Regions from separate parts of the Homo sapiens genome. Here regions 1, 2, 3, 4, 5 and 7 are each linked to region 6. A link is a loop called in an ENCODE intact Hi-C map of the cell type or tissue named here. Cell type or tissue: endothelial cell of umbilical vein. All regions are shown on one strand. Region 1 overlaps ANO10 (anoctamin 10). Region 2 has its middle 39 kb from the start of SNRK. Region 3 overlaps ANO10 (anoctamin 10). Region 4 holds the start of SNRK (SNF related kinase). Region 5 has its middle 63 kb from the start of SNRK. Region 6 overlaps ANO10 (anoctamin 10). Region 7 overlaps ANO10 (anoctamin 10).

What was found. Hi-C counts contacts between places; a loop is a spot of excess contacts. Peaks named below come from ENCODE experiments on the same cell type or tissue, not always from the same donor. Only the 100,000 strongest peaks of a DNase experiment are listed, where the experiment ranks them.
Region 1: a loop joins it to region 6, with 7 times the contacts of the local background. A loop is called at or near these places in 24 of 110 quality-filtered maps.
Region 2: a loop joins it to region 6, with 13 times the contacts of the local background. A loop is called at or near these places in 2 of 110 quality-filtered maps.
Region 3: it touches region 6 in a loop (7-fold over the local background); 24 of 110 quality-filtered maps call a loop at or near these places.
Region 4: a loop joins it to region 6, with 9 times the contacts of the local background. A loop is called at or near these places in 20 of 110 quality-filtered maps.
Region 5: a loop joins it to region 6, with 8 times the contacts of the local background. A loop is called at or near these places in 21 of 110 quality-filtered maps.
Region 7: a loop joins it to region 6, with 7 times the contacts of the local background. A loop is called at or near these places in 12 of 110 quality-filtered maps.

What each region holds. Positions count from the first base shown.
Region 1 is chr3:43,501,020-43,505,019 of GRCh38, forward strand. All of the region lies in intron 11 of ANO10 (anoctamin 10), which reads right to left. Among named protein-coding and RNA genes, the nearest start is that of ANO10, 120 kb to the right of the region's middle. In endothelial cell of umbilical vein, a CTCF peak has its summit at 2,248 (motif pointing left); a DNase peak (open chromatin) is centred at 2,262; H3K27ac peaks cover 475 bases.
Region 2 is chr3:43,245,559-43,249,558 of GRCh38, forward strand. No RefSeq gene overlaps it. Among named protein-coding and RNA genes, the nearest start is that of SNRK, 39 kb to the right of the region's middle. In endothelial cell of umbilical vein, no CTCF peak of the experiment used is centred here; DNase peaks (open chromatin) are centred at 1,573, 2,203 and 2,873; H3K27ac peaks cover 3,684 bases.
Region 3 is chr3:43,495,223-43,499,222 of GRCh38, forward strand. All of the region lies in intron 11 of ANO10 (anoctamin 10), which reads right to left. Among named protein-coding and RNA genes, the nearest start is that of ANO10, 120 kb to the right of the region's middle. In endothelial cell of umbilical vein, no CTCF peak of the experiment used is centred here; DNase peaks (open chromatin) are centred at 1,919 and 2,879; H3K27ac peaks cover 2,916 bases.
Region 4 is chr3:43,284,289-43,288,288 of GRCh38, forward strand. It overlaps SNRK (SNF related kinase), which reads left to right and starts at 2,252. Exons shown (of 7, transcript NM_017719.5): 1 at 2,252-2,387. RefSeq lists an enhancer at 1,992-2,492 and silencers at 2,097-2,496, 2,737-2,786. In endothelial cell of umbilical vein, a CTCF peak has its summit at 1,993; a DNase peak (open chromatin) is centred at 2,103; H3K4me3 peaks cover 1,804 bases; H3K27ac peaks cover 3,084 bases.
Region 5 is chr3:43,221,393-43,225,392 of GRCh38, forward strand. No RefSeq gene overlaps it. Among named protein-coding and RNA genes, the nearest start is that of SNRK, 63 kb to the right of the region's middle. In endothelial cell of umbilical vein, a CTCF peak has its summit at 2,462 (motif pointing right); a DNase peak (open chromatin) is centred at 2,469; H3K27ac peaks cover 295 bases.
Region 6 is chr3:43,387,414-43,391,413 of GRCh38, forward strand. The region is part of intron 12 of ANO10 (anoctamin 10); the gene reads right to left. Among named protein-coding and RNA genes, the nearest start is that of SNRK-AS1, 37 kb to the left of the region's middle. In endothelial cell of umbilical vein, no CTCF peak of the experiment used is centred here; a DNase peak (open chromatin) is centred at 2,468; H3K27ac peaks cover 4,000 bases.
Region 7 is chr3:43,475,566-43,479,565 of GRCh38, forward strand. The region is part of intron 11 of ANO10 (anoctamin 10); the gene reads right to left. Among named protein-coding and RNA genes, the nearest start is that of SNRK-AS1, 130 kb to the left of the region's middle. RefSeq lists an enhancer at 3,182-3,754. In endothelial cell of umbilical vein, no CTCF peak of the experiment used is centred here; a DNase peak (open chromatin) is centred at 2,176; H3K27ac peaks cover 2,091 bases.

The sequences.
Region 1 (4,000 bases), 110 kb after region 6:
GAAACAGAAGATGCCATCGTCCATTAGTATAGCTATGAAGAAATACCTGAGGCTGGGTAATCTATAAAGAAAAGAGGTTTATTTGTCTCATGATTTTTCAGGCTGTACAAGAAGCATGGCACCAGCATCTCCATCTGGTGGGAGCCTCAGGCTGCTTCCACTCATGATGGAAGGTGAAGGGGAGCCAGCTATGCAGTCACATGGCAAGAGAGGAAGCAAAGGGAGGGGAGGTACCAGGCTCTTTAACAACCAGCTCCAGCAGGAACTAACAGAGTGGGAAATCATTCGTTAGCACAAGGATGGCACCAAGCCATTCATGAGGGATCTGCCCGCATGACCCAAACACTGCCCATTAGGCACCACAACATTACAGATCATATTTCAACATGAGGTTTGGAGGGACAAACATCCAAACTATAGCAGGAAGTGTAAAATCTTATAAATTCCCAATACTTTAAAAAGACAATAAAACACAAAATGAAAAATCTAGAGAATCTGAAGCAGTGAAGGGGGTCTGAGAAATCATGAGGTCAAAGCTTCTTAGTAGAGAGGCAGAGGAAAGCAAAGGGAAGAGAGGTTGAAAGAGGCCAAAACACATTACCTGGATGCAATGAAGACTAAGATTGTTACCCTGACAAGAAAGACAGCTCATTATTCACTTTCTACTTTGCCACACAGCCCAGCATAATAATGTCCACACATGACTGATATTCTGCTGAATGGAACTAAATCTGTCCAGGGATTGGTGGAAAGAAATGTGGTGGAAGATGACAGTGAGTATTATGGAGAAGGGGAGGAGGATAGCCACAGACCCCAGCCAAGGAGCTATCAAAATGATCTGTCTCCAATTACTTCACCCACATCCTATTCTAAGCCACAGAGTACAAGAACACCAGTATCAACGATGGTCTCCGTTTGGTGATTTTCCACTTTTCTCCTTACCTCACACCCATAGGATGGCTACTATAAACAAACAAAACCAGAAAATAACAAGTGTTGGTGAGAATACGGAGAAATTGGAATCCTTGTGCATTGCTGGTGGAAATGTAAAATGGTACAACCACTATGCAAAACAGTATGGAAATTCCTCAAATAATTAAAAATAGAATTACCATATGATCCAGTAATTCCACTTCTGGGTATATATCTAAAAGAACTGAAACCAGCATCTTGAAGAGATACATGTATACCTATGTTTATAAAACATTATTCACAATAGCTGCTATAGTTTGTATATTTGTTCCCCCAAACCTCATGTTGAAATCTGATCCCTGATATTGGAGATGGTGCCTAGTGGACAGTGTTTGGGTCATGGGGGCAGATTCCTCATGAAAGGTTTGGTGCCATCCTTGCTGTAATGAGTGACTTCTCGCTCTATTAGTTCCTGCCAGAGCTGGTTGTCAGAAAGAGCCTGGCACCTCCCCGCTTCTCCTGCTTCCTCTCTCACCATGTGATCTCTACACACCAGCTCCCCTTCACCTTGCACCACAAGTGGAAACAGCCAGAGGCCCTCACCAGATGGAGATGCTTGTGTCACACTTCTTGTACAGCCTGCAGAACCATGAGCCAAATAAACCTCTTTTAAAAACAAGTTACCCAGCCTCAGGTATTCCTTTTATAACAACACAAATGAAGTAAAGCAACAGCTAAAAAGTGGATGCATCACAAGTGTTCACCAACAGATGAATGGATAAGCAAAATGCAGTATGTACGTGCAATGGAATATTATTCAGCCTTAAAAACTAAGGGAATTCTGACATGCTACAGCATGGATAAACCCTGAGGACATTATGGGAAATAGGCCAGTCACAAAAAGACAAGTACTATATGACTCCACTTATATCAGATACCTAGTATAGTCAAAATCATAAAGACAGAAAGTAGAAGGGCTGTTTCCAGGAGCTAGGTGGAGGGGATAATAGGGAGTTATTGTTTAATGGGTATAGAGTTTCTGTTTTACAAGATGAAAAGAATTATAGAGGTGGATGATTACTGTGGTTGCACATTATAAATGTATTTAATACCACTGAATTGTACACTTAAAATGGTCAAGACAGTAAATTTTGTATTATGTATATTTTACCACAATAAAAAAACTGGGAAAAAAGAAAAAATGCAAACTAAGGGAGAACACTACAGTTATGGATGTAGTGATCCAGTCATTGGTTAGAGAGATCCTTTTCTATAGGCAATAAAATCAAGCTGTTAAACATTACAGGTTTCAGAAATCAGAACAATATGGGCTCCCTCTAGTGGTTTAAAACACCTTTAAATACTCTCAGATACTGAAAGGAAGATTCTAATTTATTTTGATTTCTTGGTGATGGGTGGGGAGAGAGATCACCTAATTATTTTCTTATTGGGAAACCCAAGTCTCACAAGTAGATCACTACTAACATTCATCCCAATAGATGAGGAGAGGGGAGTAGGCCCATAGATCAAATGTGATGGCTCCAAAGCCACAAGGCAAGTTTATCTACTCCCTTCAGGATCCATCAGAAGCTTAAGCAGCCATGAATGAAGAGAAGGGGGCAGAGCTAAGCCATATGACAAGGAAGACAGCTCACTCCCCCTTTGACTAATATCGTTCTCTTTGTCCTATCACCATAACATAAAAAACGAATTTACTCATGTGGCTATGAAAACATCTCTGAAGAAACCAAATAAAATAGTTTCAAACAGGTTTCAGGCCAAGCCCAGCCTAAGTTTATAGGCTGCCTTGGCTGCTCTGACCGTTAAGATTTGTTTGAATTTCTCAGTGCTATCATACAAAGAGAGGTCTCATCACTTCACAGTCATTTATCCTATTAAAAACTGCATTCTAATCAGGTGATTTTTATGATTTGAAGGCTGAGAGAGGATTTTTTTTTTCACAGTATAGCAAATCTGAATAAGGCTGCCATTTGCACTGAAGCTTTCAGTCTTGTTATATAACACCTTGTTATATAAAGTGTTGGGGATTGGCTGGGTGTGGTGGCTCACACCTATAATCCTAGCATTTTGGGAGGCTGAGGCCAAGGCGGTGGATCACCTGAGGCCAGGAGTTCAAGACGAGCCTAGCCAACATGGTGAAACCCTGTCTCTACTAAAAATGCAAAAATTAGCCGGCACGGTGGCGGACACCTGTAATCCCAGCTACTCGGGATGCTGAGGCAGGAGAATCACTTGAACCCAGGAAGCGGAGGTTGCAGTGAGCTGAGATTGCACCACTGCACTCCAGCCCAGGCGACAAGTAAAACTCCGCCTCAAAAAATAAGTAGATAGGTAGGTAGGTAGGTAGGTAGATAGATAGATAGATAGATAGATAGATAGATAGATAGATAGATAAAAATAAAGCGTTGGGGATCTAAAGTGTGATCTACAGGTGAAAAAAAACCAGTGCAAATAAATCAAAGGCAAAGGAAAAGCATGAAATATCTCTGCTAAGAAATGTAAATAACAATTACGAAACAGATGGGCAATGTAATTGGTACCTAGCTGATTGCAACTGTAGCTATCTATAATGGCATAGTTTTCTGCCATTGCTAAGAGAGTTACTGTTCATAAAAAAAACAGATTAGTTTATGTAGTTTAGAGGAAAAAGCCTTTTCAACAAAATATCAGAGAAATGACAGAAATAATTATTTATTTATTTTTTTTTTGAGACAGAGTCTCACTCTGTCACCCAGGCTGAGGTACAGTGGCATGATCTCGGCTCACTGCAACCTCTGCCTCCTGGGTTCAAGGGATTCTCCTGCCTCAGCCTCCTTAGTAGCTGGATTACAGGCACATGCCACCATGCTTGGCTAATTTTTGTATTTTTAGTAGAGACAGGGTTTCAACATGTTAGCCAGGCTGGTCTTGAACTCCTGACCTCGTAATCCTCCCACCTCTGCCTCCCAAACTGTTGGGATTACAGGTGTGAGCCACTGTGCCCAGCAGAAAGAAAATTATTCTTGAATCCGTTTCTAAAAAATGTATCAACCAGTCCAAAGTTTCTTTCAAAGAAGATGGTAAAAAT
Region 2 (4,000 bases), 140 kb before region 6:
AAGCTATTAATAGGTCTTCAGCACGTTGGCAGATGAGGAGCTCTCTAAGGTGGAATCAGAGGCTGAACTAGATCTGCAAACCTCCATAGTTCCTAATATTTGGTCACCTTCTTGTCCCTGCGTTATAATAAGATTTAGATTCAATTTGTCAAAGCCTGTCATTTAGTCCACCTTGGAATTTTCATCTGCAGAACATAGGCAATCACAAATCTTCACCTCCCTCCTTTCCAAGAGGTGAGATTTTGAAATCCTGGTCAATTCACATGTGTGGTAAGTGCTCAGGTGTAATAACAATCATCTGCCTTTAGATCCATTCTCTCACTAAAACCTCACTAAATGCCAGGAGGCTAAGGCAAGTACTACCAGAGTCCCTTTTTATAGTTGAAGCAACTGAGATTCAGAGAGTTGGAGGGGATTTCTCCAAGGTCCTACTGTTGGTAAACAACAGAGCTACATCTCAGCCCTACATGTGTCTAAGTCTTATGCAGTTTCTTTGCATTCAGAGGGTTAACCTAGAGTTGTTGGGCTGGCCTCAGGAGATTGCCTAAAAGAATATATATGTATAGCACATGTATTTTTCTACAAAGGGAGTCCAGAGCTGTCCTGGAATTTTCAGAGATGCAAGACTAAAACATTGTTAAGAACTTTCTGCCTGCTTCATCTGGCATAGAGTATGCATTCAACATTTGTATGCTGAATTGAGGATTCATTGTGAGGGAGCAACAGGAAGATGTGGGTCTCAGGGGGATAACACTATTTATTCAGAAGAGACCCAGTGGAGAATGACCCCCAGGCGGCAGCAGCTGAGGTTCTGGCCGTGGTTACCTAGAGAGCACGTGCAGTGTGCTATGGGTAAACTGGTGGACGGCTAGGCAAATTTTATGATGGATATTTAGTCTGAAACCCAGGACCAATCCAATTCACTTGGAGAGGACACATCACTGTAGAAGTCTATAAAAAGAACCCTGTTGAAAGAGAGAAATTTCTTGCCCCTTTCTGTACTTGGAGTGTAATGACGAGTTTAGGGGTTCCTGAGTCTTCCCTGGATGAAGAGACCCTCTGGTGCTTTTTAAGAAGCAAAGAAACAAAACCTTCCTGGGGAGATACCCTTCACTGGCTGCCCAAGCCTCATCCCAGAGTGAGATAAAGGGGAAGGTTGAACCTCTTGGCCTTATGCAGAGAAGATAAATGAATATGAGGCTTTGGCAATAGAGCTGGAACAAATGTGTTGATCAAGGAGGATCATTGTCAAGCCAGTTTTCATCTCAGCAACTGGACTAGCATTAGAGACACTCATTTGAAAACCTTAAAGAACTCGACATGTATGATGGTGTGGCATCCCATCAGAGATGTGAAGTACAATCAGGACATTTTTATCCTAATGACAGAATATTATGTCCTCCCCTCTTGGTTAACAGGACACATGCTGCTAGAATGTGTAAAATCTGATTCACTTGGGCAGTAAGAAACAAGCATAACAACCCCAAGTCAGGCTGCTAGTTTTGGATGGTTTGGGTCTTTGTGTTTGACAGGATGTGTTTAGAGGAGAGATTTCCGTAGCCACTGAAGCACAGAGCAACCTGGTGCCCAAAGAAGAATGAGAGGAAGCAAGAGCTGTGTGTGTCTCATGGTAAACAATGAGGCCGGAAGCATCCATCTGGAATGCAGTCAAAAACAAAAAACCCTGGCCACTCAGATGCTGGAGCACCAATGCAGCTTTTTGGCAAAACTTTGACAGATGTCAGATATTAAAGAATGCATGTGTGGAAATGAGTTATATGGGGAGAAGTTAGGAACAAGAATTATTAGTAACCAAATAGTGTATGTTTGTGCATGAAAGGTGGGGAGGGCGTCAAAAAGAAGCCCAGAGTCTGTTGCTGGAAATATCCTAAGTTTAAAATTCAGCCCACAATCCATCTCAGTCCCTTTCAGTAGAGTCCTGGCACTGGGCTTGGCTCCTGGCAGCTCTTTGGGGGACCCCAAGAATAATAGCATGGGAAGAAATTTATGACATGTTTCAAGATCGTTGAATGCTTCTTAATCAAGTTATAGTGAGGAGGAGAGGTTCAAGCAGCAGTACTGGCATTATTTTAATTCACCAAGTGGGAAATTATTGAAGCATATTTTATATAATTAGGGTCAAGAATGGATTTGGTGTCATTTAAGGCAAATGTCCTGAACACAAAGCCGATTCAGCTGGCATGATTTCTAGCCTTGAGAACAGCAAGTCTGGCAACAATTAATCAGGCCAGAGGAAACAGTACAGAGACCACTGTTTGGCCACCCTCTGCACAAACCAGGGCAAGGAATTATGGAACTCCAGCAGCTAGCAATAGAAAGGGCCCTCTGGAATACAGCAAAATGTTGTAGGTAATGGCTTGTGTCCGGAACATCTCAGGAAGTTTTATGAATGTTAATTTAATTGTGCAATAGGCAAGGAAAGTCAGTAGTCCTTGTTTTACAAGTGCTAAGCATGCTAAGAGCTAGGTCTCCTTAGGGCTCACCAGGTGTCCTGGAGTGAATTGTCCTGGGGGTGAATTGCTGAGAGATCAAAACAAAAAAAGAAAGAAAGAAAGAAAAAAAGAAACCAACATTATTAACAACACAGCTGATGAGCAGAAACAGGACTTGGAGCAGAACCATGATGCTTAGCACAGATGCATCCATTCAGGACCAAAAAATGTTGTCCTGAGCCTCAAAGCTGTCAAGCTGTGTGCAAGAAAGAATGACAATGAACCCCCCCAAGCAGCCTCATGGCATTCTTGGACTATAAGCCTCTGAGGAGACTGGCTCCCAGCATGCGGAAGTCTGAGGTTCAAGTGTGGTAACAGCTTGCTAGTGGATGCTATGGAGCCAGAGCCAAAAGACACACATGCCACTCACTGTTTATTGCTTTGCTTTTCCCCTTTGGCCACTCCCTGTAGATGCCTCGGGGATAAGACCAGCAGACTTGTCTCCAGGCATATTCCAAGGAAAATGTTGGGAAGCAGAGCACCAAGTTCTATTACATACAACAGAGCAGATAAACAGATGAATGGAGAACGGAAACCTCATAGACACAGGTGACATAGTGTAAGAAGACTCACAATTTCAATGACTCAGACAAGATGGAAGTTGCTTCTCTCTCAGGTAACAACCTGGACATAAATAGTCTTGGGGAAGTATAATGGCTTTATGGTGAAGGGACCCAGACTCCTTCAATCTTGTTTCTCCTCTGTGCCTAGGGCATTGCCCTCATCTAAATGGTCCAAGATAACTCATGACCATCATGGCCACATTCCGATAGGAAAGGAGAAGGAGAGGGCACTCCTGTATCTGGTATGAGAACAACCTGGAAGTTGTACACATCACTTCTACTCACATCCCATTGGTTCGGAAATAGTCATCTGATCACACCCAACTGTAGAGGAGGCTGGGAAATGTAATCTCTTTTTTTTTTCTGGGTAGCCAAGTGCTTAGCTAAGAATTATATTTCTATGAGAGCAGGAGAGAGGCAGTCTGAAGGAGCAAAGTGTGATGGCAGCCAAGTCTTTGGCTGTCTGTTGGAAGTCTCCCACCCCACACTCCTTCATCAGTTACTCCTCCCTTTCCTCCCTCTAGTACACAACACTCCCTTTCCTGAGCTCCACACAGCGCCTCCAGGCCTGCTCTTTGCCAGTACTCTGCTACCCAGATTCCATGATCCTGCTAGCACTCACTTCTTATCCTGCGCTTTTCACATTCTCTTTTTCCCTCAGATCAAAGCAACTTAAAAATAAGGAAGAAAATGTTGCAACTTGCATGAATATCTGAGGAACACTTTTGCCTGGTTATAACTCCTTGTATTAATTATCTTGACACTTTAAACCATCACCTCCCTAAATGCAATGGGAGCCTTCTGTTCATAGAAAGTGGCTCTAGCATTTTTCTGTACTATGTGTGCTCAAAAACATCAAAGATATAATTTCAAACACACAAGTCAAGATTCACTTTGCCCTGGGTAATGGTGATACATACATAT
Region 3 (4,000 bases), 110 kb after region 6:
TAAAAAAACAAAAATAATTTCAAAATTAATTCAACATCTAAATGTAAATAAGACACATAGCAAACAAAATTCAAAACTCCACCAAGAAATTTTGAGGATTATTTGGAAGTCTTAAGCAAGACAAGACACCAGGAGAAACAAAGAAAAATATACACTTGGGTTATATAAAAAATGGAAAAAAGTATGTATGTGATATATGCCAGAGACAAAAAATACTAAACAACAGATAGAAGAAAATATTTGTAACATGTGACCAAAGAGTTAATATACTTAAAATACAAAATTCCTGCAAATTCACAAGAAGAAGATAAACCACACTCAAAAGAAAAATGAGCTTAAGTCATGTGTAGGCAGCTTCACAGATGAGGCATGGCAAGTGGCCATTGAACATAATAAGAAAGTATTCTTTCTCAATGCTGGTCAGGAAATTGAACCTAATGCCACCTCAGACAACATTTTGCCTATCCAATTTGTGAAAAAAAAATTTTTTTTTTTTGAGATGGAGTCTCACTCTGTCCCCCAGGCTGGAGAGCAGTGGCGCAATCTCGGCTCACTGCAACCTCTGCTCCTGGGTTCACACCATTCTCCTGCCTCAGCCTCCCGAGTAGCTGGGACTACAGGTGCCTGCCACCACACCTAGCTAACTTTTTTTGTATTTTTAGTAGAGACGGGGTTTCACCATGTTAGCCAGGATGGTCTCGATCTCCTGACCTCATGATCTGACCACCTTGGCCTCCCAAAGTGCTGGGATTACAGGCATGAGCCACCACGTCTGGCCAGGAAAAATATTTTTAAGAGCAAGTAGACAGTAAGGTATATGAAAATGGAGCTCTCATAAATAAGTTACCAGGACACTTTTGGGAAAATGATCTCACTGTACCTATTAAAAGTAGTGCCTACTCTTTGATCCAGCAATCCTGCTTTCAGGAATATATACTCTATTGAAAAAGGGTATGTGTATAGAAAAGTTACACTGGTGGTAACTCAAAATATCGGAAAACAATCAGAATGCCTACTGACAGGAGAAAAGCTGGACCATGTGGAATATTCTGTAGCCATTACAAAGAGCAAGGTATATATTTATTTACCTGTATATATTGACATATGCAACCCCATTGTAGCCATGACAAACATGGTACCCTAGTGGTCTATTCCTAAGGAGTGTCAAATTTCAGAAGCACAGATCAGAAACCAAAACCTAATTTAAGAACAATTCTATTCTTTTTTTTGAGGCGGGTTCTTGCTCTGTCACCCAGGCTTGAGCACAGTGGCACGATCTTGGCTCTCTGCAACCTCCATCTTCCAAGCTCAAGCAATCCTCCTACCTCAGCCTCCCGACTACTTGGCACTACAGGGGCACACCACAATACCCTGCTAATTTACATATATATATTTTTTGGGGGTGGGGGAGCAGGGGCAGAGACAAGGTTTCGTCATGTTGCCCAAGCTGGTTATTCTATTCTTTATTTACTTTTTGCATGGTACTTACCATGTCTCCCCCTTTCTTCCCACCAGTTTTCTCCACACTTCACCACTCTGAAGCTTATCCTTTGTCCCCCACCCCTGAACCACAGCACCCAACTAAACCAAGTCCAAACCAAAATTCAAATCCTCCTCTGATTTTTGTTCTCTTCTCCCTTTCTCCTTCCTGGTTCCTCAAGATGTACAGTGATGTAAGCTCCTTCCTGTTCCTGATGATGCACAGTGATTTAGGCCATGTCCTCCCCCAGCTATGGAATTTCCTATATTCATATACTGCATCCTTAAAGACAAAGAACAACCCTACTTGGCAGTATGGGGATAGGGGATGGGACTGGGTTAGCAATTGCAGAATTTTCTTTGGTAGATGGGATGAAGAGTACATATGTGAGCACTTTTTCTTATTCTGTCACATTTCGAAAGATTTTTGTGATTTTGAATTAAGTGCAGACAATAAACCTACTGGAGGGTAAATGTGTGAGTAATTCCTACTTCCTTACTCCACAGGAGGCACATGCAAACTTACCTAGCATACAAAAGTCAGCGTGTGCACAGAAGGAAATCTCTATAATCTTTATCTGGTTGTAATAAGCGAGTAATGCTTTTGTAATTAAGGAGAAAAGATAGAAAACTTTAATAGTTTACAAAACAAAGAAAAGTATCCCCTAGTCACATAACCCTGTCTCCTTACATGTTTCTTTTGCCTCCTCTTTCTTTGGGAGAACTGTCTTCAGAGTTTCAACCTCTGGCAAGCAGCACACACTTTCTGCTCTGTTTTTCCTGATTGCAGAAAACTCCAGTCCCAGAAAAGTAGAGAAAGGAACTCTCTTTCAGGCTTGTGTTCCCTCAGCAGGGTGGATCTAAGGCTAGTTAATGAATCCACCCTACTGAATCTTTGGGAAGCTGTTCCTAAGACAGACATCCTGAGGAGCCTAAGTCCCTGGAGTGAGGGAAGGGAGGGGCCCCTACCACCTCCCAGATGCCCTCTGCCCTCCTACAGAACCTTCCTATGCCTGTGGTTTGCATGGGGGAGGGAAGCAGCATGGAGGGGGATTTGTATATTTCTGTGATATATATTTACATATTTCTATGAAATAAAGATTTTTATTCTGTATTTCTATTAATTCACCTCAAATACAATATTTTTGATACTGTTTTTGCTGTGATATATGAAAGGAAAAGCCAGTACAAATTGAGCTACTCTAAACATGGACTTAAAAGACCTGAGAGTGGAACTCATGCATGTATCTTAATGGTGATGCTTAATTGTAATTTTGTTGCATCATCTCTGTACTTCTTATATGGAATGACTCATATACTGTGTTCCTATCAGAATAAATTCTCAGCTGTGAATCAAGCATTAATCTGGTAATTATTTTAAAAGGATGTAAGTAGCATCAAATTTTCTGTTCATGTATTTCTTTAAAAAGTATGAATCACTGAAGCCTTGTTCTGCACTACAAAGTGTGTATGTGCAGCAGGATAAGACTTGATGCTTGGTTTGGCCACTGACTGGCTGTTGGCAGGTACAGCAAGGAGACAGTGGGAGTTTTCCTGCCCACTTCTTGGGAAGCCACTGGCTGTTCTGACCTTGGATATTTCTAATGCCTCCCCAGAAGATGGGTGGTACTCAGCGGGCAAGCCAACTGCCCTCCACCCCTGCAAAATCCAGCTGATTGAGGGAAGAACTGTGTAGTAGGGCAGATGTGACCTAACCTGGGAGGACAATCCCTGATGGCAGTGTTACCTACCAATTGTGTCAATAGGAGAGACCTGCCCCCAGCATGTCCTAGAAAGTAACAGAAACTCTGATGGGATGGCATATGGAGGGAAGAGTAGGGAATAAACACCACCTCCCGTGGCTTTCAAAGCCTGCCTAAAAGATCCCAAGTCCAAAGCTTAGCACAGAGGAAACCCAGCCATTCCCTTCCCTCTACTTTGTAGTCTGGACTATGCAGCTTACTATAGCTGAGATTTACTGATGCTGTCCTTTGTTTTTCAAAAAATATAATCCTCCCTCTTATTCTTGCGCATCCCCAGGGAGAAGCAAAGAGCAGTCAAAATATGAATGGGACTGTCCTTTTCAGCAGGTAGGGTAAGAGGGGAATAAAAATCAGAAAAATAAGATATAACATTTCTTGTACTCAGTGCTATAAAATAATTTAATCCTTGCTATATGCATATAAGGTAAACACACATATATGATCGTTCATTGTCAAATGGTTCTGCAATGCGACAGTCTTGAGGCTGTGGTGCTTGGGCACTGGGGGTAAGTCCCCAGACCCGACTACCTGAGGTGGTGGTGAGTACTGAGGAAGAAGCTAAAAATCACACCAAAACCTGGGGATTACATTGAGCCTTCTCCACCACAGTTCCAGGGCTCATGTAGAGAAACCACTAGAGAGAGGGGCAGTTTGTCCCTGTTTGTCCTTGTTTTTCACGTGTCTTCAAATTTCTAACAATGGCACAGGCAAATGCAGAGTGAAAATAAACTCGGCAAGTATTTATCAAACGATACTTG
Region 4 (4,000 bases), 100 kb before region 6:
TTCCAAAGATGAAAATGACAATTCTTTCATCAGTCTGCTCAATTTTCACATTTTGATCTAATTTGTGGCACCTCCCTGGTTTCCTTCCAATAAACAACATCTTCCTTAAACTGGTGGCATTATGTTATTTTTGAGATCTGAATCACAGAGACTGTAATACAAGCAAGCATGCTTCATCTTGTCGTTTTGTAGAATGCTGTACATCTAATTAAAGCTTCTTACAGGTCCATAAAAAGACCCAACATTAAAAAAGCAGTGTGTTGGAGAAAGCCCCAGGGCAGAGTGGAAAAGGAGTTTCTTCATTAACTATAAGCACATTTGCTTAAATTCCAACTTAAGTAATACTATTAATTTGTACTTGAATATCTTAAAATATTGCCGAAGCATAATCAAATCATGTCACCACATTTATGGTGTGGAACCAAAACTGGGTCATATTCTTGCCAGCAGCACTTCAGCTACCCAAGAAATACTGGGGATGAATAAATGATTTACCATGTGGCCAGTACTGCGTCCTTCTCTAGAAGAGTATTGCAGCCAACTTCATTTAAATCAATTTATTATTTTGCCCTTTTTCATTTGTTTTGCTCTTTTATGCCTTGTTTTCCTTAGAAAATTTATTCAAAACCTAGTTAAACAGCAGCAATATAAATACTTTATTTTTCAAGAGCTTATATATTATCGTCATTGTTCTGTAGTTACTGATATAACTCAGGGACTACAGACCCAGGGGTGGAGGCCTTCGACCACTGGAAATCCCTTGGGAGACCATTACAGTGGTATTTTCTCCCTTTAGTTGGCTACAGAGTTCCCTGAATAGTGATATCTCCCTGAGGAGAAAAGTGCATGGTCTTCCTGATTTCTAGCAACAAAAGGACAAATTCTACAAATCCAAGTTAGGAGCTCTTGCTTAATATGCTGCTACAGTTACGATTTCCATGTCAAAATGAGATGACTCTTTTATGGTCTTTTCAGGTCAGAGTGATCCCAGGTGGGACCCTAAGGCGCAGAGGCCTAATCTGAGGCTTTCCCTGGTGCTCTCCCACCACCTGATGCAAGGGTATTAGGGTAACTGGGAGTCCCCTTGATCAGAAAACCCTATGTTATTACCCTAAGAATCAAACTGTTTGCACCTCCCAACAATCCACTCCTGCTTCCCAATCATCTTCAGACATGCAAAGTTGATGCATAGAAGCTAAAAGGCTTTTGACATTTGCAGGTCAACAGAGATTTGCTAAAACCATCTAGATTTCTCTTCGCAGTCCAGTCAATTCAACCAAGCCTGCAGCATCTCCGCAGCTCTTCTGGCTTGTGTCCTTCCTTGCTAGGGGTCCTTTCTTGGGGAAGGGTGGACACAACGTGGGAACAGAAGGGGAAAAGCAGGTTGAAGAAATCTGGCGTCTGGTTTGTTGGTGTTCCCTTCCAGGAACCCTGAAGAGCTGGTCTCTATTGCATGCCATGCTTCCAGGGGTGGGAGTCGGGAGTCCCCTCCCACCCTCTGCGGCCATCCCTAAGCTCCCTTCCAGAGCAACCTGGCCTGGCGACCATACCACTGAACCATCAAGGGCTATGGTTAATGCCCGGCGTGTTTTGAATCTCTGACTTCACGTGCTTTGATGTGTCCCCACGACCGTTTACTTTTCTATGCTGTTGCCAGAGGCTGCCTAGCAGGGCCTGTGTCTCCCGCTGACCTTTAAGGCCAGCACTGCATTCAGATGTTGGGCTTTTCCAATTTTGCTTAAATAACAACAAAATCAACCGAATTTTTTCAAATTAGAGTCCCAGGGAGAAGAAACTACAGAGAAAAAAATCATATTATGTATATATATGTATATACATATGTGCATGTGTGTATGTATATGTATTTTTACAATTTTTTTATCCTTGTTTAAACCTGGGCGGGAACCAAAGAGTAAAGCGCGTGCGGCTCCCTGCCCCCTGCCGCCAAGACGCAGTCCTGTACAGACGCGGTCCCTTCCCTCCGATTTCCCCTGACAGCTCGCGCTACTTTTTCCCGGCCATTGTTCCGTGTCCCTGGTGCTTCCTCCTCCCCCGTCCTCCATCCTCCTTGGGCGCCTTGCCCGCTTTGTCCCGCCAGCCGCCTCAGCCCCGACTCGCCGGGGTCAGAAAGCCGCCAGGATGCCCTCCAGCAGCCCGCGCGCCGGCCGCAGGTGCGCGCCGCCCCGCCCTGCCCTTCCCGCGGCCCCGCCCCAGCGCTGACGTCACAGTGACGCGCAGCCCGCGCAGGCGCAGCTACCCGGCACCCCCTCCCCGCGGCCGGCAGCCCGCTCGGTATTATGATTAGCGCTGGGTGCGGGGTTTCGGCGGCCGGGAGGGAGTTGTCGGCGCCGCGGCCGCTGCGGACGGACGCTCGCCTGCCGGCTGAGGTAGGGGCGAGCGCGGAGCGCGGCGGGGCGCGGCGGCCGTAGGCAGGGGTGCGGGGCCGGCCTCCGCCGCCTCAGTAGCCTCCGCTGTTGCCGGGCTGGGCGCCCGGGCCGGGGCGCTCGCCGCAGGCGGAAAGTAAGTTGCGCTCTCGGCGCCGGCCGCAGCGCGCGGCCCGGGAGGACGCGGGGCCCGGGCTGCGGTGGCCCGGACCCCGCGGCGCGGCCTGGCGGCGGGGCGGCGGCGGGGCCCGGCGGGAGCCGTCACTGCGGCGGCGGCCGCGGTCGCCTGGAGGCCCTGCCCTTGCGGCCGCGGCGGGATTGCGGCACCTCGGAAGGCGCCCGCATCCCCGCGCCCCGCCCCGGAGCGGGCCGAGTGCGGCGCCCGCGGGGCCCCGCGCCCTGGGCGCTTGGTAGGGTGTGTGTTCTTTGAATGCGTTTTCCCCTTTCAGAAGACTGTAGAAATCCGGCCTCAGCAAAAGGGTTCCGTGGTCAAACTGCTTTACAATAGAGTGGGGATGTTGTCTGTAGAGAAAGGGCAAAGGGGTAAGGAAAGAGGAGCAGTGCCATTCCCGAGGGAGAGCTAGAATTTTTGCAGACTGGGAGACTGGGAAATCTACGTTCTTTTCCATAGTCATCGCCTGTTGATTTCTTTCTGGTCCATTTTACAGGGACCTTCCTGCCTTTTACTTGGACTTGGGTTGCAGGAAAGTGGCAGCCTTTTATCTTCGGGGTTCTTGGAGCTGTGCTATTTGTAACTGTTGGATCGCATACAGTCCAGTAGTTTCATAGGGAGTTTCAGGCTTTGGGGAGAATTTAGCAGTGGAGTTCCTAAATCTATAGAGGTCTGAGGATATGGGACCTTTCAAACTGTCATGTTACTTTCCACCCCCCTTCCCTTTAATTATGTGCATTCTTAAAGTCTTAGGAACCGTGGTAAAGTTGACTTAATGCCTTAAACATTTTGTCAGGTTTTAAGGTGAAGCATGGCTTGCAAGTGTTGGACATCCTGTTGAATCTCCACCAAGTTCCTATCAAACATGAAATGCCTGAGTTTGGGCTCCTTGTATGGGATTGGAGCACTATGTCCCAAACCAGTCTTTAACTTATCAGAATATATACAGCAGTGTACTTTAAAGCCCGGGTTGTCAAGGCTTATGTAATCAGTTTGTTAATTTATAATCTCGTTACATTGCTTTCCAGATTTATAAAATAATTCCCTTAAGGAAATCTGTCCTCAACGTCTGCTTAAATATTTCTCTTGGAATTGGATTCTTGAAGAGGAATGTACTGTACAAGTGATGATTAAAGCATACTAATTAGACAAGTTTCTTTTTTTAAAGAACACCAAATACCAAATTTTTAATCTGATTATCTGTGTAATTGTCCTTGAGAGGAGAACAGGTGGACATTCCCATTTTACAGAACTAGAAATGAGAGAAATTACATGACATTTCCAAGGTCACATATTGAAGCAGTGTAGAAAGTCAGGTGCACAGTGCTAACTTTTTATAATACTCTCATCCTGAAGGCTTTTCAGGCAGGAAACTTTCAGTGCCACCTTTCAATTTTTTTTTAAATTTGTATAATCAGTTTTTAATTGTTCATTTTGTGCACAA
Region 5 (4,000 bases), 170 kb before region 6:
TGGCAGAGGACCTTCTGGAGATAATTCAGGTAATCAACAGAGTGACTTTAATAAAGGGATAACAGCAGCAGGAGTTGGAGCTTCTTGGGAGTGGGTGGAGGTGTGGAATCCCTCATATCACAACACATGGATGTGGGCCTCGCTCTGTGTATGGTCAGGTTGGGGGTGCTACCAGGCAAGACTCAGAAAATTAGAGGCCTTCTCTCCTCAGCCCCCCACATTTATTCTAGATACCATGCATGGCTTGGAAACCTCGGGAAAGCTCATGGCAATGGGAACTTCAGGGGGAAGGCCTTGAAATGTTAGTGAGTCAGGAAGTAAATCAATCAGATTCCCAATAGAAAACAGATGGCACGCTCAACATAGGATGACCTGGGGAGGGAATAGTTACAAAAGTGCAGGTGGGTAGGGGCACAACAAATAGTGCAGTTGCTAGGCACTTACCGTCCTTACATCTAAAGGAGGGAGGTAAGGGACAGTAAGCAGAGCGCGACAGGAGACAGCGTCTCATTAGGCTCCTGAGTCTCGAGAGGAGCAGTGATCTGCAACAAGGTGACCTTGCAGGGAGGGAGGCAGAGGAACAATTTCACTGACTTTACTCTCATTCCTTCTGCCAGGCCTTCCAAGTAGCCAAACCCAGTCATACAAGAGGGCACAGGGCCTGCTGATGAGGCTGCAGGCACAGAGCAGCACAGGGCATGGATCTGGAGGGCACGGGAGGCAAAAATACAGAAGGCAGCCCACCAAGTCCTCACTGTAACTCAGGGTGGTGGGAGACCAGACAAGCTTTCTTTTCTTCTTTATGCTTTTCTTCATTTTTCTAATCTTCTCAATCTTCTAATCTTCTCACACATATAACTCCTAGAATTGGAGAAAATATTGTTTATAAATTAAAAAGGAAAACAAACAAACAACAACAATAACATCAACAAAGAATATGCATCAAGGAGGTACCCCAGGGCAGTACAAAAGCCTTCATTAACAAGAGTGGGAAAAGGAGGCCTCAAAAAATTTTGTTCCACTCTGAATAACCAGCCAACCTTTTTCCACAGGACACTGACAACAACAAAGGCAAATGCAACTGGCAATCTCAACTAAGTTCTTGGGAAGAAGAATCATTGGGGCATAAGGAAAGTGGTGCCCAAGCCCCTCTTGTTTCTCTGAAGTGAATCTTGTGGGGAAGGAGGTAATCAGAGGGAAAGACACTCAGCATTCCAGGGGCATCTGTTCAAGTCCCAGCTCAGCCACTTCATCAAGGTGAAACCTCAAGCACATCACTTGCAGACTCTTGAAATCACTGTGAGGGTCCATGGTCCTGTAAACAATTAGACACTCTACAAGTCTTCCTTGTGAGTGTCAGAAGGGAGTGCACAAAAGATCAAAACCACCACAAAAGGCACTGAAAAACACCGCAACAGGCCTCCTCTGTTGCAGCCCGTAGCACCTGGAAAGCCTGTAGCACCGCCACTCCTTGAAGCAAAAGAAAACAGTCTTGGGTTAAACTGAGCAAAACACACATGGAGGGCCAGAGGCAGGTGTGATCAATTTCTCTATTTCCCATTTGATGGCTTCCGTCTCTAGAGTTCTCCTTTTTTTCTGCCTTTTCCATGCCTCAGCTCCCTGAGTTCCCTGTGCGTGGGACATGGCCAGGAATCTCTCATGGGGGTCTCTTCTTACTTAGAGGGTGGAGGTACACTCTCAGGTTTAGGAATTCCAGTGATTTTGAAGGTGCGTTTACTTAGTGAGTTGTAGCTGGGTCTAGGGAGGCTAGAATTCCAGGGCTAGAAGTGACCTTCACACATTCAAGCATCCATTTATCCCACATGTTTGGGCATCCACTATGTTCTAGGTATTGTGTTAAGAACAAGCGACACCGAAGGAAGTAAAAGCAGACATCATAGAGAACATAGAGTCTGTCAGGAGACAGGCATTAACCAAATAATCATGCAATAGGGGACTAGTTGAATAAATTGTAGTAGGTCTACATATTGAAGTAAGGTTAAATAGAAACTCTGTGATTTGAAATTTGAATTGGAAATAGAGTATGAAATTACAATATTTCCCTCTAAAACATATTTATTTGTAGTGCTATCCACTGAAAAAGTCTGATGATGACAAGCACCCCTAGTGCCCAGATTGTGGTCTCTAAATACCATTTCTCAATATAAGAGGCAGAGCTCCTTGGAGAGATGACTGACTCCAAGGGTGAGTAGGAAATGTACAAGATGAGCCTGGTACATCTTGTGCCAGAAAAAAAAAAAAAAAACTATAAAAAACTATGAAGACTATGTAAAAGATACCCAGAGGTCAACCTGAAAGGTTTCCATTCCAGAAGACTGGAAATTCTTAGCAACAACAACAAAAAAAAATAGAACAGTAGATTAAAACAGCAATATAAAAATCCATGAGCTCGAAATAATACTTTAAAAAAAGAAAAGAAAGGAGAAGATCATGGTTCTCCACTAGAGGTTGCTAGGGCTTCAGCTCATTACTTCAAAAATTGGTAAATAGAAAAAAACATTTATTTTAACTTTCTAGTCTGTATAACTGTATTTCTGGATAATTGAATTGTTTCTGGAGAAATTTCTTTGTAGAAAAATTTCCACTATTAAATGCAGGAGGAATTATATAATTCCATCTGTGACTTTAGTGGAATAATTAATTTAGGAAACAATCATTAGTGGATGCTGAAAACCTTAGGGGAAATGTTGATGGGGAATTTCATAACAGAGCAGTGAGGCTGACACCATCTAAACCCACTGATCTATCACTATTAGTGAGATAACCATGCTTTATGTGTCTACCCAGGTGAGGCAACATGAAATATATAACACTAACGATGACACATTCTTGCCTTTGAAAAATTAATCCTGAATTTTAAAAAACCTCTAGATCTCTTACCAGTGTACAGGAAATATAGGGTACCGAAGAACAAATTAAGCAACACTGCAAAAAAGCAATCAGCCCAATCTAGATTGTGGGACATTCTACAAGATAAATGACCAAGTTTCATCAACAAATCAATAACATGAAAAAGAAACAAAAAGGAATGAGAACTGTTTTGGTTTTTAATAAAAATTGTGTACATTTAAAGTGTGCAATGTGATGTTTTGATATATATATATAATAAAATGATTACTACAGTCAAGCTAATTAACATATCCATCACTCTACATAGTTGTGTGTGTGTGTGTAGAACACTCAATGTTCTACTCTCTTAGCAATATACAATACAGTATTATTAACTACAGCTACCCTGCTGTACATCCTACTTTCATCTCCCCATTTCCTTTGCTGCACTCCCTATCCGTGGTGTTAAAAGGTAAACTTAGGTGCATTAAAATTTTAAAGAGTTTATTTGAGCAGACAGAAATTCATTAATCAGGCAGCTCCAGACCACAGGTGGTTTGGGGACTCCCCTGCAGGGGCACAAAAGGAAGACGTTTATAGGATGAGCACGAAAGTAAGGCAAAGAAAATACTTGATTGGTTAAAGTGGAGCAGTAGCCTTATTTCAGTGGAAAATCCCTAATTAGAGATTTGTTGGCAGTTTCTGTTTGGTTAAGATTAGGTAAGACCCAAGGCCTTACCTCCTTAGCCTAATGACCTCCCAACTAACTATTTTAACTATTTTAACACTGGTAACCACCATTCTTCTTTGGTTCTATGAATTTGACTTTTTAAATTCCACAATAAAGTGAGATCATGCAATATTTTTGTGTGTGTCTGGCTTATTTCACTTAAGATAACATCCTCTGGGTTTATCCATGTTGGGACAAATGGCAGGATTTTCTTCTTTTATGGCTGAATAGTATTCCATTGTGTATATTTACCACATTTTCTTAATGCATTCATCTGTTAACAAACACTTAAGTTGATCCCATATCTTGGTTATTATGAATAATACTTTCATGAACATGGAAGTCCAGATATGTCTTCAACATGCTAAATTTATTTCCTTTGGATATGTACACTGAAGTGAGATTGCTAAATCATATGGT
Region 6 (4,000 bases):
GAGAGCTTGAGGAGGGCAGGAGGGAGAGCACTGTCAGGTGGAGGTGATGGCTGAGATTTCTAGATCATGGTTTGTGGCAGAGGCCCTACACGCAGCTGGGAGCAGTCTATAGCTGGGGCTAAGTGAGGAGTAGACATGAGATCCCCTTTCCATTTTTCCCCAGATATTCTAAAGAAAGGTCTGTGAAGAGAGACGGCAGCTTCTGGGGCTATGTGAGGCATCACTGAACACCATAAACACTGTGGTTCTCAGTGGAAGCCATTTCAGGATCAACAGAGGTGTCAACGGCTCACTTCCAAGTGGCTGGTACTAGGCACTGCCCCTTCTGTGGGGGAGCTCCTCTGCTGAGGGAGTTCACAGGTGGCAGGACAGCCCCTTTCCTCTGATGGTTTGGTGCACCTGCCCTAGCAGAAGTCCCCGAGTGGCTAAGTCCTGTGGTCCACCCTGTGCTGGGCTTGTACCCCCAGGGAGAGGCTTCCTGTGGAGATCTGAGACTTGGTTTACATATACTAAGGCGACATGTCTGTGTTTTTCCAATTTCTTTTTTTCCTGACAATCCTAAATTGGATATTCACCTTTCTTAGAGGAATAGGTTATAATGGCACACAAAAAGAAATACATGCAGGAAGGCTTTATCTGTGAAAAGTAAATTACTTTTTCACAAACATGTGCACTCTAGGTTTTTGAGAGCAAAGAAATGAAAGACCCTGGTGTGATCAGAACACAGGGCCTGGATGCAGAAATTGGGGCATTTGTGACTAACAACCCCTGTGTACAGCCTTGTCAAACCACACCAGGTTCCTCCTGAGTGTGCAAGTGCTTCAGGAGAGAGCTGGCCTGTGGTGTGTGTGTCGGCATTGGTGGGCTGAGATAGGGTTTTGAGAACTGCAGTGATTATAGAGTTTCACTGGAATCAACCATGAACTCGGTCCCTGTTGGCAGCCAGCATTATGCACACACCCCAGCTGGCTATGAAGAGCGGCGCTCCCAGGGTGACAGGCTGTGGCCCTGGGAGATGGCATGTGTGAATGCATGCCCTTATCCCTGTGTTCCTGACCACATTCCGAAGGCTCTTTTGTTTTCTTACCAAGATAATGGAAATATAACTGCAGCTAGTTTCTTACTCTCTATGCAATATCATAGGCTCACACTTTGATCACCTAATGGATATTAAAAAGTTCTGATTTTTCCTAGGCTCTGAGAAAACTAAGAAAAACTTTAAGTACATGGGTGAACTTGGAAGATGTTTTTGGTTCTTTAGGTAAGACCAATATTACCAAACTTAGATATGTTACTGAAAAAAACTAATGTTTCTGAATTCACAAAGAGGATAAAGGCTAGAACCTAAAATGTTATGGTTCATTCTACACAGCACATTCAGAAGAGTATGCAAAATACTAAGAGAAGTAGTAAAACACATTTCACAAAATCACTATGGAAAGAAGCTAGTCCCAAATACTATCTTCATGCCAATTCCTCACTGCTTCTAAGTCTAAAGTTGCAGCTGTACTATATACTGAGAGCAGCAATGGCTTCTTTCTCTGTTCCCATCACACAAACCTTTTCAGAAACTGGAAAGTTCTATAAAGATGGCATCTAGCCCATGTTACTGGTACTCTTTGGAAGGGAGATCACAGTCACAGATTAGGTTAAACTGTTAGCTAGCATGATCCTGCTTAAACCATATGGCTGCAGACAAATGAACAAAAGTTGTGAAATCTAGAGTGTTAGAACTCTACCTCCTTGCTTTGCTTTTCAGAAACATGAGCTGATCCACCCAACAGGTGTTGAAGTAAATATGCCTTCAAATATTTAGTCCTTCATCTAACATTACTAGTGCTTTCTTATATGAAGCCAAGAACAGCAGAGAGCACAAGAGATAAGCTGTTTGCTAACAGGAAATCCCTTGGTAAAAGTTATAAAATATAGATGATTTTATCCTGCTACCCTGAAAGACCTCCAAGTCATTTTGTTAAAAGGACATGAAATAAATGTTTTAGGAGCTCATGGTCAGCTTTCAGTGGGTGATTCTGTGTTACCTAGCAAAGCCCACAGCTGATTCACAGTTAACTTGGATGGATCTAGGAGAAGAAAGCAAACCAATATTTCCGTAAGTCATTTCAGAGAAGTCAAACAAACAAGCTTGCACCAAATAAATAACCATGCAACTGTATTGGGTTGTGTTTATTTTATTGCCCTTTGAACCAAGCATTCCAGATAAGTATGTAGCAAAGCACATGGATAAATGCTCTTACTTATGTAAACCTGATTAAAAGGGCATGAAAACCAATGGAAAGGAAGATAAAGACATCCACAATGACTTAACAAAATAAGCTCAAGGATAAAAACTACCATTCTTATTTTCAAAAAGGAACTGGTATCAGTATCAAGACTTCCTCAGTGCCCTCGGAAAAGCCAGTCACTCCTATGCGTGTTCCGGGCTGGGAGGAAGTGATGGCTGACCACAGAGGAAAGCACGTACTAGACGGAAATGGAACAAAACAAAACAAAACAAAACAGCGGGTTGAGTCAGAGCCTAAAGGCCTTGACTCAATGAGAGGACAACTCTTTCCAAACAAAACCTTCATCAGGTACAAATGTGCATCACCAACAGTCATACGCAAGAAAGGAACTCTGCCAACAGTTTTTAAAGTCCTGGCATCCAGGGAAAGTTCTTCATTCTTAGGGAAGTAGGGTCTCACACGAACCCCACCTATGGTATTTAAAATGTGCTGAGGAATGTGCAGTCCCTGGGAGAGTGTGGGAGACACCCAAACTTCCAGCCACCAAACTGACACACCTGGACTGGACGTTGAGCCCACCACCTCTGGGTCTCCTCTCCCACTTCTCTACAGCTCCCTCCCCTCCTCCTTCCCCACTGCCCTTCTGGCTGGGAACCTTAGTGCAGAGCCACTGCACAGGCTGTGCAGGCAGCTCTGGGAAAATCACAGATGCCTCTCTTGGCTCTCACTCCCAACCTCTGTGCCCAGTACACTGAACAGTAGCAGGTTTTTTGTTTCAGGGTCCTCCCATTTGAGAGTTCTGTGGCTTTGCACAAACCCATGCATTCCTATCACTCTTTGAAGGCACAGTTCATGTGCCACATCTTCTATGAAGCCTCCTTAGCCCGCCACAGGTGCTCCATTCTGTGGTCCCACTGGGCTGCACCCCATGAGCAGAGGACCCAGTGTGGGAGCTGACATGGCCCTGTTTGTTGGTCTCCCCATATCTGAGATGTGGCACAAAATTGGGGGTGAGCCAGAAGACTTATGGGGAGGACTTATGTACAGTAACCACAAACAGATCTTTGAGGGGTCTCTTCTGCCCTTGGCTTCAAAATTAGACTCAAAAGTGCAACTAGCAATTTCAGATGCTCTATGAAGACAACTTTATGAGTAGAATGAGTGTATTCTCACGCAGTGTGTTCCTAACCTTGCTGATCAGTAATCAGAACGGATCTAAGGATAAAAATAAGTTTCTCAGGTCCCACTTGCAATTCTCATTTAGTAGGTCTGGGGAGGAGTATAAGAATTTCTTTTTCAAAATTTTAACTTTGACATTATCTTACAGAAAAAATTATAAGCATAGTAAAAAGGAGTCCTGAATACCCTCACTCAGATTTACCAATGGCTGACATTCACCCCATTTGCTTGATCACTCTCTCTGCAGCATGTTTTCTGAACTATCTGAGGGTAAGCTGCAGACATTATGCCCTTTTACAACCACTCATGTCAGCGTATATTTCTAAAACAAGGACTACAGGAGAATGTTCCCTAAATGATTTTGAAAGGTGAAGTGATAATCAGTTTCCTAGTTTATCAAACTTCTCAAACTGTATCAAAATGATAAAATTCAGAAAATATCAAAAACAGACGGGAAGTTCTAAAGTATTACTGCAGAACAATAAAGCTGCAACTGACTATTCTGAGGAAAAAAACATATAAGGATGAATGCATGAATTCTTTTGTTCATGAAACAAAAATTATTTCCATGAGTTGGA
Region 7 (4,000 bases), 88 kb after region 6:
CTATCACAAATTTGTGGGGGGGGTTCTTTGTTTTTGTTTTGTTTTGTTTTTGAGATGAAGTCTTGCTGTGTTGCCTAGGCTGGAGTGCAATGGCGCAACCTTGGCTCACTGCAACCTCTGCCTCCTGGGTTCAGGACAGTCTCCTGCATCAGCCTCCGGAGCAGCCGGGATTACAGGCATGTGCTACCACACCTGGCAAAGTTTTTTTTATTTTTTAGTAGAGATGGGGTTTCACCATGTTGGCCAGGCTGGTCTTGAACTCCTGACCTCGAGTGATCTGCCCACTTCAGCCTCCCAAAGTGCTGGGATTACAGGTGTGAACCACCACACCTGGCCTACAAATTTGTATGTATCTATACTTTTGACAGTTCATGGAATTTATGATCTGTTCTATTTATCTATTTATTCTGGTGCCATTATCATAATTTTTCAGTTATTGTGGCTTTATTTTCTTCAAAAATGTCCATGGCCATTATCTCATATTTATTCTATGTGATTTACTTCAGAATCATATATTTTGATACACTGTTTGCTCATATTGTCATTTTATAATGTTAACTAGTTTTACAGTATTTTTTTCTGGGTTTTACAGTATTTTTTTCTGTTAGCTTATCTACTTTCCCCCTAAAATTATCATGTATTTAATCATGTCTAAATAAAAACCAAAGGGGAACAGAAGAAAATTCCAAAAAATAATTGTTGGTAGACCTGAAGGTTGCCCCCAAGTTTTCAGTTTATCTTGGTGATATCCATGTACCCATTCTGTGAATGTTACTGAATCCTAAGGTAGAAAGAGTCTCTACCTCTTCTAGGCCTGCTTTTGATCTCCAATTAGTGGGGTCTGTAGTGGTCTACTAGCATTTGTTAAATTCATTTCTCATGTCATCCCACCAATTGTCTCAGGAAGGGAAGACATTGGCTGGTTCTTGGTGTCTTCCTGAAGTTGGTCTGTCCTTCATGTTATATCAGATAAAAACTTCTCAACACCTGTAGAATGCAACGGACACCACTTCCCTGCCAGCTCCCTGTTTTCTCCTTTTCCTTTTCTTGGTTTATGGAGTTTTCTCCTTACTTTCCTTTTTCTTTGTAGTTTTTATCGGTTTTTTCCCTTACTTCACCATCTTCCCAAGAAATCTTGAGTTAGATCACTTTGTGGAACTTAGTATGAGCAAGCTATACCACTAATAAACATTAAAATAATGAGATAGCCTAAGAGTAACTGCTCAAAGAAAATGAAGACTATCCCCGAATTCATGCATGACCATAGCATGTATTTTGAAAGAAGAAAGAAAACATAGCAAACCTTGCCAATCAATAAGCAATTTGCCGATCAATAAGTAATTTCCCTGTACTATTCAATGCAGGCAGATCTCCACAGTGGGCAGATACAAGAGTTTTTTTTTCTTTTACCATGGGTAAAATTTCTTTTATTTGAGAAAGTAATGTGTATACATAGTTTTAAAAAATAAAGACAAAGAATATACAGAAAAGATCTTCCATCCATTCCTGCTCTGCACCCCTCTACCATCTTTCAGTATTCTCCCTAGAGACAAGCCCTGTTATTTATCTACTGGTTTACAAATAGAGAAATCTTTCATTATCCCTCAAATTAAAACTGATCAGCATATTGAGATGATATGATGTTGAGAAGATACAGTATTATTGTAACTGTTAAGAAAAGCTAGAATAATATCAAAGGTATTGTAGTGGATAAAACTTAGGCAGATGCACAAAAAAGATGTACCACCTCTCCCTTTTTATTAATGAATATGAAAATAATTTATAAATTACTTACTCAAACAAACATTTACTGAGCATCTACCATATGCTAGGGACTGTCCTAAGTGGTATGGACAGAAAATGAAGCAAGACGTACTCCATCTATTACCTTCCATTTCATTTTATTAAGATAATTGTTAATAACAGCTGACGTGTTATATTTTAAGTGCTAAATCAAAATGTCATTGCATAAAAGTCATTTGCAAATCAAACGGAACAATCTGAGCACAGATCTAAAACTCGTAATGCTTCCTTGGATCCTGGACCATAATACTGTACTTGTGGTAAGCTCAGAGCAGGAGGGAATAGCCTGATGACAAATTACCCCTCATCTTAAATGTTCTAACATCCCCTATACTGTCAGTCGACCTTGGGTGTGTTCACACACAATAGCACACAGGAAGACGCGAAGGTGACGTGGCCTTCCTGTTTGGGCAAGGCATAATCTTAACATAGAAGGTGCCTGTTGCTCATTACGGGCAGAAAAAAGAGCCATTATCACTTACAATTGGACAGACCTCTTTGACTTTGGCAGGGGCCCGCCAACCTGCACACCAGAGGCACACATAGGGAGTGAGGGAGGAATGTTGAGAAGTGATTTCCCAATGGCCCATCTCTAAGGAAGTAGTCTCTGTTTTTTCAGTTCACACTTTACCACAATGCTTACCTTGTGCCAGGCCCTATTCTAAGTGCTTTTCATATATTTACTCATTTAATGCTCACAACAGCCCTATGAGGCAGAAACTACATTTATTCCCATTTGACAGATAAGGAAACTGAGGATCAGAGAGGTTACGTATCCTGGCCAAGGTCACAGAGTTAGTGAGCTGTCTATACAAGCCACATGGAGTGAGGTTCTGGAGATGGAAGTTGGGGTTAGTCAGAACAGATGCCTTAAAATGTCCTTGTCAAAGTTGCCTCTTCTATGCAAAATGATAATTCTGAAATCAGCAACCTAAAAAACAGCAGCCATCTATTATGACCTCACCACTGTGCTATGTGTTTTATAAATGAAAAGCCCAATCCTAACAAACCCTTTAAAGTAGGGACTTTAACCACCCATTTTATAGATTAAGAAATTAAGGTCTGGAAAGTAACTTCCCCTAGCTAGTGAGATCTGAAGCCAGGATCTTAGCTGTCTGACTCCAGGACCCATGCTTTTTTCATTTCACTGTAGTGACTATGTGTGAGTGAGAAATTCCAACATCATCACAATCAGAAAAATAGTGGCTCTGTCTACTCTGATGGTTTATGCTTGTGCTAACACAGGCTGTCCTCCTAGTGGGGAGAAGTCTTTGGCACAAGTAATTAATTTACATTAATGCTTAGCTCTCACTCCTATGTAGTATTCATATTTGACACAGTACAATTTTTCTCATTTTCAAACACAGATTATTCACACCATACATATGTAGCAGATAATTCAATAATAAATTGACTGTGATCAAACATTTGGCAAAAGCTTGAGAAGTCAAATAGTTTTTAAAAAGTCTGATATATCCTTAGACTTCCAAATTGTCTCCATTTTAAGGTTAGAGCATCTAAAAGCAAACCCAAGTACCTGTTTTATAATATTATAGCCCCCTACAGAAATGCCTCCACAAGTTAGGGCACTTTAGAAACTATAGTGAACCATCTGAATGGTTTTCTAAAACTATCCTTGAGGACATAGATTATTGTGTTAATCAAGGTTCCCTGATCCTTTTGTTTAATAACAGAAAAGAGGCACTACCTTTTCCTTTTCACTCGTGCATAGATTATTGTGTTAATCAAGGTTCCCTGATCCTTTTGTTTAATAACAGAAAAGAGGCACTACCTTTTCCTTTTCACTCGTGCTAACATGAAAATATAAGAGCAAGCATTAAGGCCTAATTGTATAAAAGCTGTATCATGTCTCATGTGGTAAAAACACACAGTCCCTGTTATCCCAGATGTTCTCTGAAAGTTTCTATACCTAATTATCCTATTTACATTTTAAACATTGTTGTTGCTTTCTTTTTCAAGTAGGTGAAGTTAGAAATAAAAAATAAATATTAAACTTTGATATATTTATTAATTCAGAAGTTGGTCAATCTAAAGTTCAATAATCTATGAAAAATTACCAAATTCACAGTACTCAACAATAAAAAAGAACCAGAGAAGTAAAGACCTCTAATGAAATGTGATTGGTACATCTGCCCTGAAGAGAGCTTTTTGAAAGGAAGGAAAGGAGGGAGGGAAA